2 separate regions of the Homo sapiens genome follow, and region 1 is linked to region 2. A link is a contact called in ENCODE Hi-C or POLR2A ChIA-PET data. All regions are on one chromosome and are shown on one strand. The core of a region is the stretch at or near the end of the contact, and the rest is flanking DNA. Distances in the headings are between cores, read along the strand shown.

Region 1 (6,360 bases), core at 1-2,500, 480 kb after region 2:
CAGTACCCGTATCTCGGTAGGAAATTAAATATTTCAAACATCAAATAATTCCAATGTAAATGTATGGATCTTTAAATAATTCTGAGCCTTGAAAGGAATGTGGTCATGCAAGCTGAGTCCAGTGGTATGCAGGCGCAACTTCTAAGAGTTTTCCTGGCCAGACGCGGTGGCTAACGCCTGTAATCCCAACACTTTGGGAGTCCGAAGCAGGTGGATCACTTGACGTCAGGAGTTCGAATCCAGCCTGGCCAACGTTGTGAAACCCAGTCTCTACTAAAAATACAAAACTATTAGCCAGGCTTGGTGGCGCGCGTCTGTAATCCCAGCTAGTTGGCAGGCTGAGGCAAGAGAACTACTTTAACCCGGGAGGTGAAGGTTGCAGTGAGCCGAGATCTCGCCACTGCACTCCAGCCTGGGTGACAGAGAAATACTCTGTCTCAAAAAAGAAAAGAAAAGAAAAGAAAAATCTAAATATAAAAATGAAAGTAATAGATCTCTTCCACAAATGTGCTGGGACAACTAACTGGATATCCACGTGAAAATGAATAATGTTGGATCCCTAACTCACAAAATCAAAAATTTTATTTAAAGAAATTTTAAAAAAGGAGAGAGAGAGAGACGAGGAAGGGAGCGCTGCCGGAGGAGGTGTTACTTTGTCGCCCAGGCTAACTTGGACCCCCCCCCCGGCTCAGCGATCCTCCTGCCACTGCTTCCTGAGTAGCTGGGACCTCAGGCTTTCGCCCCGCGCCCGCATCTCTGCTGTGTTTAAGCAGTAGGTGGTGACCTCACTCCTCCCTGGCCTGAGCACTCCGTCCCGCATCCCAGGGGGAGGCCCTAGGGAAATCTCTGAAGCTGAGGACAGGGTGGACTCTCCTTTCCCAGTGAATGGAGAATAGAAAGGGAGAGGATTTCTATTCTGTTCTGTGGGCCGTCAGCATGAAATCGTATGTTCCACCCAGGCAGGGCTTTGCATTTCACATTCTAGTTTGCATCCCCGTTTCAGACAATTCCAGGGCTTTTGAATCATGCCTCAGCCTTCCTGTCCGGTCTCGCCTCCAAAGCTCGAAAACAAGAGGCGCTGGGAGCGAGGTTGAGAGACGCACGGGTCCCACCCCGGCCCCGCCTTCTGCCAATTCTAAAGGGGAAGGTCTCTCCGCTTCGCGCCCCGCCCCTACCTCGCTCAGGCCCCGCCTACCTCCCCGCGGGTCCCGCCCAGGCCTGGCTTCTGTCCTGCGCGCGCAGATTCGCGCAAACCCGGAAGCGGATCGCATGGAGTGATGGTCCCACCGCAGCGGTGAGTTTTGCTCTGTGTTGTGTTAAGTCTGCGCTTCCCAAGTCCCCGGCGCTTCTGTACCTGGGACGTGGGGTCCCCATAGACCTGGAAATTCTCACCCGTGTTCCTTCACCTAGAGCAAATTTAGACGTCCTCGTCAGAGTCCAGGGGTCGCTTCCTTTTGGGTTTAAAGTCGCCCTGAGGATGGTCCCTTCCCGAATCTTTCTGCTATAGGGCAATGTATACACTTCCCATCGCGTAGTTTCCCTGCTCAAAACCTTTTTCTGACTCCTCCCGACCCGCACTTTTTAAAGTCCTTACCGCGAGGCGGATTCCCGCCCTTGGCGCCTCCCAGTCTTGTCTTAAGGCGCCGTCGCCCCCCACCTCCCTCCTCGTTCCAGGCCCTTATGCTCCCCAGGTCTCCCCACCGCAGTCACCGCTTACCCTGAGCCCGCGTTGGGGAGGTGCCCGGGGCTGTCCTATGACACCGGGTGTTCTTGCCTGCCCTGCACCAGCCCCTGGAAAATGCGCTCCTCCGGGATGCAGGCGTCTTACTCCAAAGCCCTCCTGTGATTGTGTTGGCCAAAGGGATCAGGAGACTGAGAGAGAGAGCAGTAGAAAACCTGAGACAGAGAAAAGAAGAATGAGAAAGACCATAACAGATGGCAAAGTAGAGGATGAGTGAGGGATTTGCCAAGAGAGAGCAAAAATGAAAAAAACAAAACAAAACAAAAAACAGCAGGAGGAGCAGATCCCAGGGAAAAAGAAAACAAGAGCTAGAGAGAGAAGGGGAGAATGAGAGATATGTACAGAATTAGGGAGGGAAGCACAGTAATGAAGAAAGGGGGGCTGGGCGCAGTGGCTCACGCCTGTAATCCTAGCACTTTAGGAGACTGGGGCAGAGGGATTGCTTGAGTCCAGGAGTTCAAGACCGGCCTGGGCAAAATAGTGAGACCCCCCCCCCCATCTCTGTCAAAAAAAAAAAAAATTTAACTGGGCGTGATGGTGCACACCTGTAATCCCAGCTGCTCTGGAGGCTGAGGCAGGAGGATCACTTGAGCCCAGGAGGTCCAGGCTGCAGTGAGCAGAGATCATGCCACTGCACTCCAGCCTGGTCAACAGAGCAGAGCCTGTCTCAAAAGATTAAAAGGGGTGGGGGACTTTGGGTTCAGATGAGTGGGTGAGTTCATTGGATATGATTAGTTGTGATATGTTGACTTCTGTTTATATAATCTAATAACTTAGAACTTGTTTAAATTATACAGATGATATTGAGAATTTTAAAATTCCTATCTATAAGACACATACATTCTGTAAATCTTGGCATTAGAGGTCAGCTTCCACTTGGAATCCCTATTCAGCCAGAGGGTAGTGACTTAATTCAATTGTGAGAGCCTCTCTTCCCTCTTCCCATGGTGAGGTAGGAAATGGGGCAGTGAAGTGGGAGAAAAAAATCACTTTCTGTTATTATGTAATAATTTTAATTTAATTAATTAATTTATAGTTTGAGACAGGGTCTGGCTCTGTCGCCCAGGCTGGGGTGCAGTGGTGTGATCTCCTCTAACTGCAGCCTCGACCTCCTAGGCTCAAGCGATCCTCTTACCTCAGCCTCCTGAGTAGCTGGGACCACAGGCGTGAGCCACCAAGTCCGGCTAGGTTTTGTATTTTTTTTTTGTAGAAATGGGGTTTCACTGTTTCCCAGGCTGGTCTCAATTCTGGCCTCAAAGGATCGTCCTGCCTTGGCCTCCCAAATTACTGGGATTACAGGTGGAATTACAGAGAGGAGCCACCGTGCCTGGCCTACATAGTCGTTTTTTGTTTTTTGTTTTTGTTTTTGTTTTTGTTTTTTTGAGATGGAATCTCACTCTTGTCCAGGATGGAGTGCAATGGCACAATCTCGGCTCGCTGCAATTTCCGCTTCCCAGGTTCAGACTGATTCTACTGCCTCAGCCTCCCAAGTAGCTGGGATTACAGGCATGAGCCACTGCATCCAGCTAATTTTGTGTTTTTAGTAGAGACGGGGTTTCTCCATGTTGGTCAGGCTGGTCTCAAACTCCCAACCTCAGATGATCCACCCGCCTTGGCCCCCCAAATGCTGGGATTACAGGCATGAGCCACCACGCCTGGCCCATAGTACTTTTTAAAAGGGACATCAGGGCGTAGTGGCTCATGCCTGTAATCCCAGCACTTTGGGAGGCGGAGGCAGGTGGATCACAAGGATCACAAGGTCAGGAATTCAAGACCAGCGTGACCAACATGGTGAAATCCCATTGCTCCTAAAAATTCAAAAATTAGTTGGGCATGGTGGCATGCACCTCTAATTCCAGCTACTTAGGAGGCTGAGGCAGGAGAATCACTTGAACCCAGGAGGCGGAGGTTGCAGTGAGCCAAGATTGCGCCACTGCATTCCATCCTGGGCGAGAGCGAGACTCCATCTCAAAAAAAAAAAAAAAAGGAACATCAAAGCTGGGCGTGGTGGCTCATGCCTGTAATCCCAGCACTTTGGGAGCCAATCACCTAAGGTCAGTAGTTTGAGATCATTCTGGCCAACATGGTGAAACCCTGTGTCTAGTAAAAATACTAAAAAAGTAAGCTGGGCATGGTGGCATGCATCTGTAGTTCCAGCTGCTCGGGAGCCTGAGGCATGAGAATCACATGAACTTGGGAGGTAGAGGTTGCAGTGAACCGAAATGGTACCACTGCACTGCAGCCTGGGGGGCAGAGCGAGGCTTCATCTCAAAAAAACAAACACCACCACCAAAAAATGAAAGCAAAAGGCACATCAAAAGTGCTTTTGTTCTCGTTGTGTAACATATTTTCTTTTTTTTCTTTCTGGTTCCTCTTCCTTCCTTTCTTTCTTTCTTTTTTTTTTTTTTTTTTTTGCAGTTTTACTTTGAGATAAATCTTAGTTTTAAATATTTCTTTTTTAATACATAATCACTTCTGAAAGATGCATTTGCAGCATCCTATAACCAGCTCACATTGTTCAGTTATTTTCCCATTGACATCTGAATTTGTTCGATTTTTTAAAAAACAATTTCCAAATAGTTTCTGTTTGAAATTAGTTGCGTCCAGTTCAGATCGAGGTCTGCATGCTTTCTAGTCTTTATTATTTATTGGAAACCTTTAACATCAAAATGTAGTTTAACGAGTTAGCCTGTTTTTCAGTTTTGTTGTCATTTGTTAAAATCTTGAGCTGTGAGCTATTAAGTGCATGTTTCCCTCAAGGCACCTCTGGTCCATGTGGACAAATGTTGAAAGCCCAACTCCTCACTGTGGCTCCATAGCCCTGTGTCCAGGGCCCCTGCCAGTGTCCAGCCTCCTCCTGGGAGCTTGCCCTCATCGCATGACTGTCTCTGCCCCAGTCATATTTGCTTTTCTCTTTTCCCAAACACTAAAACCCTTCCTGTCTCAGGTTGCTGTCCCTGCTCTTACCCTGTGTTCCTAAATGATCACGGCCCTGTGCCTTTCTTCTCCTTCAGGTCTAGGCTCAGAGATGTCTCCCATGCCCTCCCACCCCCATCTGAAGTTCCCTCTGCCCGTCAGTCTCTATCACGTTACTCAGATTTTATTATCTCTGCATCAGTCACATCAGAAACACTCTTTTTATTTTATTTTCTTTTTTTTAGACAGAGTCTCACTCTACCGTCCAGGCTGTGAGTGTAGTCTGGTGACCTTCTCTCCCTGCAACCTCTGTCTTCTAGGTTCAAGCAATTCTTCTGCCTCACCCTTGCAAGCAGCTGAAATTAAATGTGTGTGCCACCACAGCCAGCTAATTTTTGTATTTTAATTTTAATTTAATTTAATTTAATTTTACTTTTGAGTTTCAATCTGTCTCCCAGGCTGGAGTGCAGTGGCGTAATCATGGTTCACTGCAACCTCCTCCTCCCGGGTTAAAGTGATTCTCCTGCCTCAGCCTCCTGAGTAGCTGGGATTACAGAGTCGCACCAAGCCCAGCTACTTTTTGTATTTTTAGTAGAGATGGAGTTTCACCATCTTGGTCAGGCTGGTCTCGAACTCCAGACCTTAAGTAATCCACCTGCCTTGGCCTCCCAGAGTGCTAGGGTACAGGTATGAGCCACCGCGCCCGCCCCAATTTTTGTATTTTTAGTAGAGACAGGGTTTCACCTTGTTGGCCAGGCTTATCTCAAACTCATGACCTCAGGTGATCCGTCTGCCTAGGCCTACCCGTGTGCTGGGATTACAGGCAAGAGCCACAGTGCCCGCCCAGAGATGCCTTTCTGCATGGATTATTTTGAGTGTTTTGTGTCTCCCTTCTTTGGAGGATGCACAGTTCCCATCTTGGCCACAGGACAACTGCAGCACCTACTCTGGGGTTGTGGTTCAGATGCTGAGGCGTCTTCAGGGAAGACTCAGGGCCTGGGGCAAGTGCAAGGATGGTCCCACATTTCTTCTGGAAATTTCAATTCTAATTGATCTGAACTTCCTGTGGCTATTTATTTCAGTCAAAATAAAAGGAGAAGGCCTCACTAAGGTCAGAAAGCCCTACAGACCAGACCCTGTGTCCTCAGGCAGTGCCGAGGCATCTCCATTTTTGTCATCTGTGTCACTGCCTCACTCCAGCTCCCGGGTCTCCGTGCTCTGTACATCACCAGGACCCAGTTTGGCCATTATGGGCAGGGGCTTTGCCACCAGTAGGTGATGCGCTCAGCGTCAAGGGTCCTGGATTCCCTTCAGGAAGGGTGGGGAGAAGGTCAGGGACCTGAGGGGCATGAAGGACACACTCCTACACAACTAGTTCTGTTCCGGAGCAGCTGGAGGCTCCGTGACTTTAGGAAAGATTCTTCCAAGAATCAAGAGTGCAAACAGCACCGTGAACTGCAGCCCGAGGGCCACCTCCTCCTGCCAGGCCAGTGGTGATGACGCTCTACTGGCTTTTCCTTGCCTGTCACAACACGTGAGCACACACACACACACACACACACACACGCACACACACACTCCCACACACACAGTCACAAGGCAGCTGGGGAGTCGAAGGTCAAGATGCTATAATGTAAATGTGTGGCCGTGTGTGGTGGCTCACGCCTGTAGTCCTACAGCTTTGGGAGGCTAAGGCAGGCAGA
Region 2 (6,627 bases), core at 2,157-4,656:
CTGAAAGGAAGGAGACAGAACAATCCACCGAGGATATCATCTCACCTGAGGAAGAGCCATCCCTGACTCCTTTGCTTTCCTCTTCCTCTTCTGGGTTTCTTTCTCACGTACCAACAGTCTTTAGAAGTCAATCCTGAATGTTAAAAATATGTTGTTTATCACTCAGAATCAACACACCCCCTCCCTTAACACAATGACACAAACATAGGAGACCTCACCCTGGGAAATACGGTCCCCTCTGCTGCCCACTGCACAATGAACAAAAAATTCCTACAGGAAAACTCCCACTCTCCTCCTGGAGAAGCCCACACACACGCTGCAGCAGTGGGGAGCTGGGCTGGGATGAGCTCCCCTTCAGGAAATCTCTACCAAAAATACAAAAACTTAGCCAGGTATGGTGGTACGCATCTGTGTGTCTGTGGTCCCAGCTACTTAGGAAGCTGATGTGGAAGCATCATTTGAGCTCAAAAGTTTGAGACTAGCCTGGCCAACATGGTGAAAGCCTGTCTCTACTAAAAATACAAAAATTGGGCCGGGCACATTGGCTCATGCCTGTAATACTAGCACTCTGAAAGGCCAAGGTGGGTGGATTACTTGAGGTCAGGAGTTCAAGAGCAGCCTGGCCAACATGGTGACACCCTGTCTCTACTAAAAATACAAAAAGTAGCCGAGATTGGTGGGTATCTCTAATCCCAGCTACTCGGGAGGCTGAGGTAGGAGAACTGCTTGAACCTGCGCGACCCGAGATCGCGCCACTGCACTCCTGCCTGGGTGACAGAGTAAGACTCAAAAATAAAATAAAATACAAATACAAAATTAGCAGGGTGTGGTGGCACACACCTGTAATCTTAGCTACTTGGGAGGCTGAGGCACAAGAATTGCTTGAACCCAGGAGATACAGGTTGCAGTGAGCCAAGATCACAAGACTGCACTCACAGCCCGGAGGACAGAGTGAGAGTCTGTTTGAAAAAAAAAAAAAAAGTGCATTTCTGATGGGATTGACACAGAGATAAGAAGACTTGAGTAATGCCATAGACACTGATGGGTAGAGGGAACTTCAGATGGGGGTGGGAGGGCATGGGAGACAGCTCTGAGCCTAGACCTGAAGGAGAAAGGGACAGTGCCATCTTCATTTAGAAACATTGAATAAGAGCAGGGACAACAACCTGAGACAGGAAGGATTTTGATGTTTGAAAAAAGAGAAAAGCAAATGTGACTGGGGCAGAGGGAGTCAGATGAGGGTAAGCTCCCAGGAGGAGGCTGGACACTGGCAGGGACCCTGAACACAGGGCTGTGGAGCCAAAGTGAAGAGTCGGGCTTTTGTCCTGGGGAACACGGGAAGCAGGTGGAGGGTTCCCTGCCAGGCACTGACATGACCTGCTTTAGATGTAGCTGTGATATTCTAATACAGACAAAGGCCTCCAAAGATCCTCTCTGTTTCTGAGTCTACCGCTCTGTTTCTTCCATTCTTCTGCTTTTTTTTTTTTCATTTTTGGGGTACTGCATCCCACTGAAAATTCTAATTACAACTGGGCACTCTCCTCTACCAGAAAAAAAGCCACACCCAGACACCGCCTCTATTTTGCCAATCATTTCAGGGGTCAGGATCACTCAGGTTGAGCTTTTCTGGTCTAGCCCTTCGTCGCAAAGATGCAGGGAGGTTCACTGGGGCTCAGAGCTGGAAACATTTTCACGAAGTTACCCTGAGAAGGTCTGAGATGAGTGAGAAGGTGTGCCTGAATTCTTACATGGGGGCCTGGAAGGGCTAATGGGATGGGTTGGTCTTATCATCCCATTCTTAAAATTAGAGAAGCATTTTTCACATGCCTGGGTTAAAGAAAATTCTTTTGAAAGGTTCTGATGAAATTGACTCCCAACATTGAATTCTTCCTTACAAGAAAATCACACTAACATTTATAAAATGCAGCAGTGTAAACACACAGCTCTTGACCTTGAAAACAGGGAAACAGGGTCAGCTGTAGAACCAAGACATAAGCAAATTATTTCAATCAAGAAATACATGGGTGGACAGCTGAGGTGGTTCACACCTGTAATTCCAGCACTTTGGGAGGTGGAGGTGGGTGGATTACCTGAGGTCAGGAGTTTGAGACCAACCTGGCCAACATGGTGAAACCCTATCTCTACTAGAAATACAAAAATTAGCTGGGCTCCATCCTTGCAACTTATTTAACCTCCTGTTGGTCCTTCTCCCCAATCTTTAGATCGTCCTCAATCTCCATAGATTTCTGCCTCTTCTCCCATCTATGCGCCTCCTCTGCTCTCCCTGTTAAATTCTCTCTTCTCTGTTATAACCCCCTGGACCCAATCTGGCACCCCAGATCCCCAGGTGTCCTCCCCGCTGTGCTTCTCCCTCTGTTCTCCTTGCCACCAGCACCACTCTGCTCTGTCTGACCCGGCTCCACATCCCTCCTCCTCTCCCTCACTCTGATGAGCCTCCACATTTCTGCCCCTCTCCCTACCTTGCTGTCCTTCATCTCTCTGTACATCTAGCTTTTCTCTACATTTCTCCAGTTGCTTTTCTCCTCCTGCTTTCTTATCTTTTATCACTTTTGCTGTCTCTTGGCAAATCCCTCACCCATCCTCTACTTTGCCATCTGTTATGGGTCTTTCTCATTCTTCTTTTCTCTGTCTCAGGTTTTCTACTGCTCTCTCAGTCCCTCTCTCTGTCTCCTGATCCCTTTGGCCCACACGATCACAAGAGGGTTTGGAGTAAGACGCCTGCATCTCGGAGAAGCGCATTTTCCAAGTGCTGGAGCTGGGCGGGCAAGAACACCCCGCGTCACAGGACAAGCCCCAGGCACCTCTCCAACGAGGGCTCAGGGGACGCGGTGACTGCGGAGGGGAGATCTGGGGAGCAGCAGGGCCCAGCAAGAGGAGGAGGGAGGTGGGGAGCGACGACGCCTTCGGACAAGGGTGGGATCCGCAGGATCCCAGGACCACAGAACGCAGCCTTCCCGGGACTGGGGTCGCCGCGCTGTGCTCCAGGAACCCAGGAGAGTAAGGCTGGGAGGCGCACAGGGTGGGAATACACCTCTAGGGTGAGGACTTTAAAAAGAGCCGTGCGGAAGGAGTCAAAAAACGGTTTTGAGCAGGAAAACTACGCGATAGGAAACGTATACATTGCCCTATGGCAGAAAGACCCGGGACGGGACCAGCCTCAGGGCGACTTTAAACCTAAAAAGAAGGGGCTTCCGGACTCCCAGTAGAACATCTCCATTTGCTCTGAGTGAAGGAAGAAAGGCGAGAACTTCCAGGTCTATGGGGACCCCACATCCCATGTACAGAAGTGCCGGGGACCTGGGAAGCTCAGACTTAACACCACACAGAGCAAAACTCACCGCCCGCCGCGGCGTGACCGTCATTCCACGGGATCCACTTCCTGGTCTGCGCGAATCTGCGCGCGCAGGACAGAAACCAGGCCTGGGTGGAGCCAACGAGGAGGCGAGCGGGGCCCGGGTGAGGTGTGGGCGGGGCGCGAAGCGGCGAGACCTTGCCCTTTAGAACCCGCAGAGGGCGGGGCCGGAGCGGGACCTGTGCATCTCTCAGCCTCCTCCCAACCCGTTCTCCGGGTTTTGGCGGCGAGAGCCCCCAGGAAGGCAGACGGATAATTCAAAAGCCCTGGAATAGTCTGGAAGGAGGATGCAAACTAGAATGTAAAATGCAAAGCCCTTTCTGGGCGGAACGTAGGATTTCATGCTGATGGCCCACAGGACAGTATAGAAATCTTCTCCCTTTCTATTCTCCATTCACTCAGGAGGGAGAGTCCACCCAGTGCTCAGCTTCAGAGACATCCCTAGGGCCACAGCCTGGGATGCCAGACGGAGTGCTCAGGCCAGGGAGGAGTGAGGTCACCACCTGCTGCTTAAACACAGCAGGGATGCGGGCGTGGGAGCCTGAGGTCCCAGCTACTCAGGAAGCAGCGGCGGGAGGATCGCTCAGCCTGGGGGTCCAGGACAGCCTGCGCGACAATGTAACATTCCCTCCCGCAGTCTCTCTCTTTTTTAAATTTTTAAAATAAAATTTTTATTAGGCCGGGCACGGTGACTCACGCCTGTAATCCCAGCACTTTGGGAGGCTGAGGCGGGCGGATCACGAGGTCAGGAGATCGCGACCATCCTGGCTTACACGATGAAACCCCGTCTCCACTAAAAATACAAAAATTAGCCGGGCGTGGTGGCGGGCGCCTGTAGTCCCAGCTACTCAGGAGGCTGAGGCAGGAGAATGCGGTGAACATGGGAGGTGGAGCTTGCAGTGGGCCGAGACCGAGCCACTGCACTCCAGCCTGGGCGACAGAGCCAGACTCCCTCTCTAAAAATAAATAAACAAACTAAATTTGCTTGTGTGAGATAGGAATACAACATTACTCTTCTCCATATGGATATCCAGTTAGTTGTCCCAGCACATTTGTAAAAGAGATCTGTTACTTTCTCCTTTTTATTTACATTTTTTCTTTTTCTTCTTCTTCTTCTTTTTTTTTTTTTTTTTGAGACTGAGTATTTCTCTGTCGCCCAGGCTGGAGTACAATGGTGACATCTCGGCTCACTGCAGCCTCTGCCTCCTGGGTTGAAGCGATTCTTCTGCCTCAGCCTCCGGAGTAGCTGGCATTACAGGCACACCCACCATGCCCGGCTAATTTTTGTATTTTGGGTACAGACGGGGTTTCATCATGTTGGACAGGCTGGTCTCGAACTCCTGACTTCAAGTGATCCGCCTGCCTCGGCCTCCCGAAGTTCTGGGATTACAGGCGTGAGCCACTGTGCCTGGCCCAAGAAATACTCTTTACTTCGCTTTTTAAATGTTGAAAAAATACAATTGAAAACTAAAAAATCTTCCCCAAAATGAGAAATCATCTTCATGACAAAACAGGAAGAAATAAAAACCATTTTATTAGTAAATAAGCCTTAGACCAGAATGTGTTGGGAAATACAGGCAAAGAGCTGAGAGGTTGAAAAGAGAGAAACTTCACTGCTCTATACAACCCATTAAGTACATGTTTTCAAGATAAACACTAATCAGTCCTCAGGGAAGAGGACTTGACAAGTCTTTGGTCGCACATAGTTCATCCTGGCTCTACTTGGTAATGGAGGTGACCATCTGTGTCAGCTAACTAGCTTCATGCAGAAGGAGGGGAAATACATTAACCCACGTCTTTTTGACAAGTGTGAGTTTTACGACATGGCGACAGGTGCCCTCTCTAGTGAGGCTCCTACAATCTGACGGAAACTGACGTCAGCAGTAAATAATAAAATTCAGAATACACGATTAATTATAGAGTTTATTGGAACACAAAGTTTGAGGATAGCCATCTGGAAACATCAACTCCAAATGAAGGGGGCCCGTGTTCCCATGTAGAGATGTTAAGGTTTCACACACAGGGAAAGACAGAGAAGCTTTAGCAGAATCAACACATTTTCCATTCAAGACCAGTGCATAGGCTGCGGCAGCTTGACTGGTGATGGATTGATACACTTCAAGGAAGGTTACTTTATCACTCCGTAAGAAGGGACAATGATGCCAAAAGGTCTTATCTCTGGGGCTGGGTAGTCTTCCTACTTACAGGTAAACTGTTTTTTTTTAAATTGATATTAGGAAACTAAATTTTATTGCACTACACGCTACCAGTTACAAAGTAGGGTGTCCTCATAAACAAAGGAAATGCCTCCTCTTTAAGTTTTTCTTTCTTTTTTTTTTTTTTTTGAGACGGTGTATCGCTCTGTCACCCAGGCTGGAATGCAGTGGCGCAATATCCGCTCACTGCAAGCTCCGCCTCCCGGGTTCACGCCATTCTCCTGCCTCAGCCTCCAGAGTAGCTGGGACTACAGGCGCCCGCCACCACGCCCGGCTAATTTTTGGAATTTTTAGTAGAGACGGGGTTTCACCGTGTTAGCCAGGATGGTCTCGATCTCCTGACCTTGTGATGCTCCCGCCTCGGCCTCCCAAAGTGCTGGGATTACAGGCGTGAGCCACTGCACCTGGCCTGTTTTTCTTACATAGGCGCCTAGGTAAAAACTAAGATATGTCTACCTGCCGGTCTGCTGACAGTCTAACAAAACTTATTATTTTGTTGATTTAAAGCTATCCTTAGGCGGTCCCGGTGGCTCACTCCTGCAATACTAGCAATTTGAAAGGCTGTACCAGGGGGATCACCTGAGGTAAGGAGTTCCAGACCAGTCTGGACAACATGGTGAAAGCCAGTCTTTACTGAAAATGCAACAATTAGCCAGGCCTGGGGGCACATGTCTGTAATCCTAGCTCCTCAGGATGCTGAGGAAGTAGAATCGCTTGAACTTGGGAGGCGGGGGTTGCAGTGAGCCAAGATTGTGCCATTGCACTCCAGCCTGGATGACAAGAGTGAAACGGCATCAAAAAAAAAAAAAGAAAAAGAAAAAAAAGCTATTCTTGGTATTTTAGTGTGCAAGTACTTGAAAGCATGACTGTAATTATTTTAGAAGCATAGATTGTCATGGGATATTGAGTCATCTGGACATTGTTTTTCTGTAGGAGTTTGTTCTTGCAGGTACTATTAAGCTGCTTTCCTTAACTGTAAACATCTTAAGATCATGACTCATGCGTGAGCAGTAAGGACTACGTCTTGCTAGTTTTAGT

The links. A loop is a pair of places that touch in the nucleus more often than their neighbours do. ChIA-PET counts read pairs that join two places held with the same protein, here RNA polymerase II (POLR2A). Pooled maps may share reads with other maps.
Region 1: a loop to region 2 is called in a pooled map, with 18 times the contacts of the local background. The contact joins the promoter of ZNF845 here to the promoter of ZNF468 in region 2. A Hi-C loop is called at or near these places in 1 of 37 single-sample maps with no recorded cell type and 8 of 50 pooled maps. POLR2A ChIA-PET finds 5 or more read pairs at or near these places in 2 of 52 experiments (T-cell and activated T-cell).

Annotation. Positions count from the first base shown.
Region 1 is chr19:53,332,499-53,338,858 of GRCh38, forward strand. It overlaps ZNF845 (zinc finger protein 845), which reads left to right and starts at 1,251. Exons shown (of 4, transcript NM_138374.3): 1 at 1,251-1,294. RefSeq lists enhancers at 367-1,231, 1,330-1,379, 1,650-1,739 and a silencer at 1,040-1,259.
Region 2 is chr19:52,854,213-52,860,839 of GRCh38, forward strand. ZNF468 (zinc finger protein 468) reads right to left here and starts at 3,407. Exons shown (of 4, transcript NM_001008801.2): 1 at 3,360-3,407; 2 at 46-133. The coding sequence starts at 60. It also overlaps a transcript of ZNF320 not described here. RefSeq lists an enhancer at 3,006-3,085.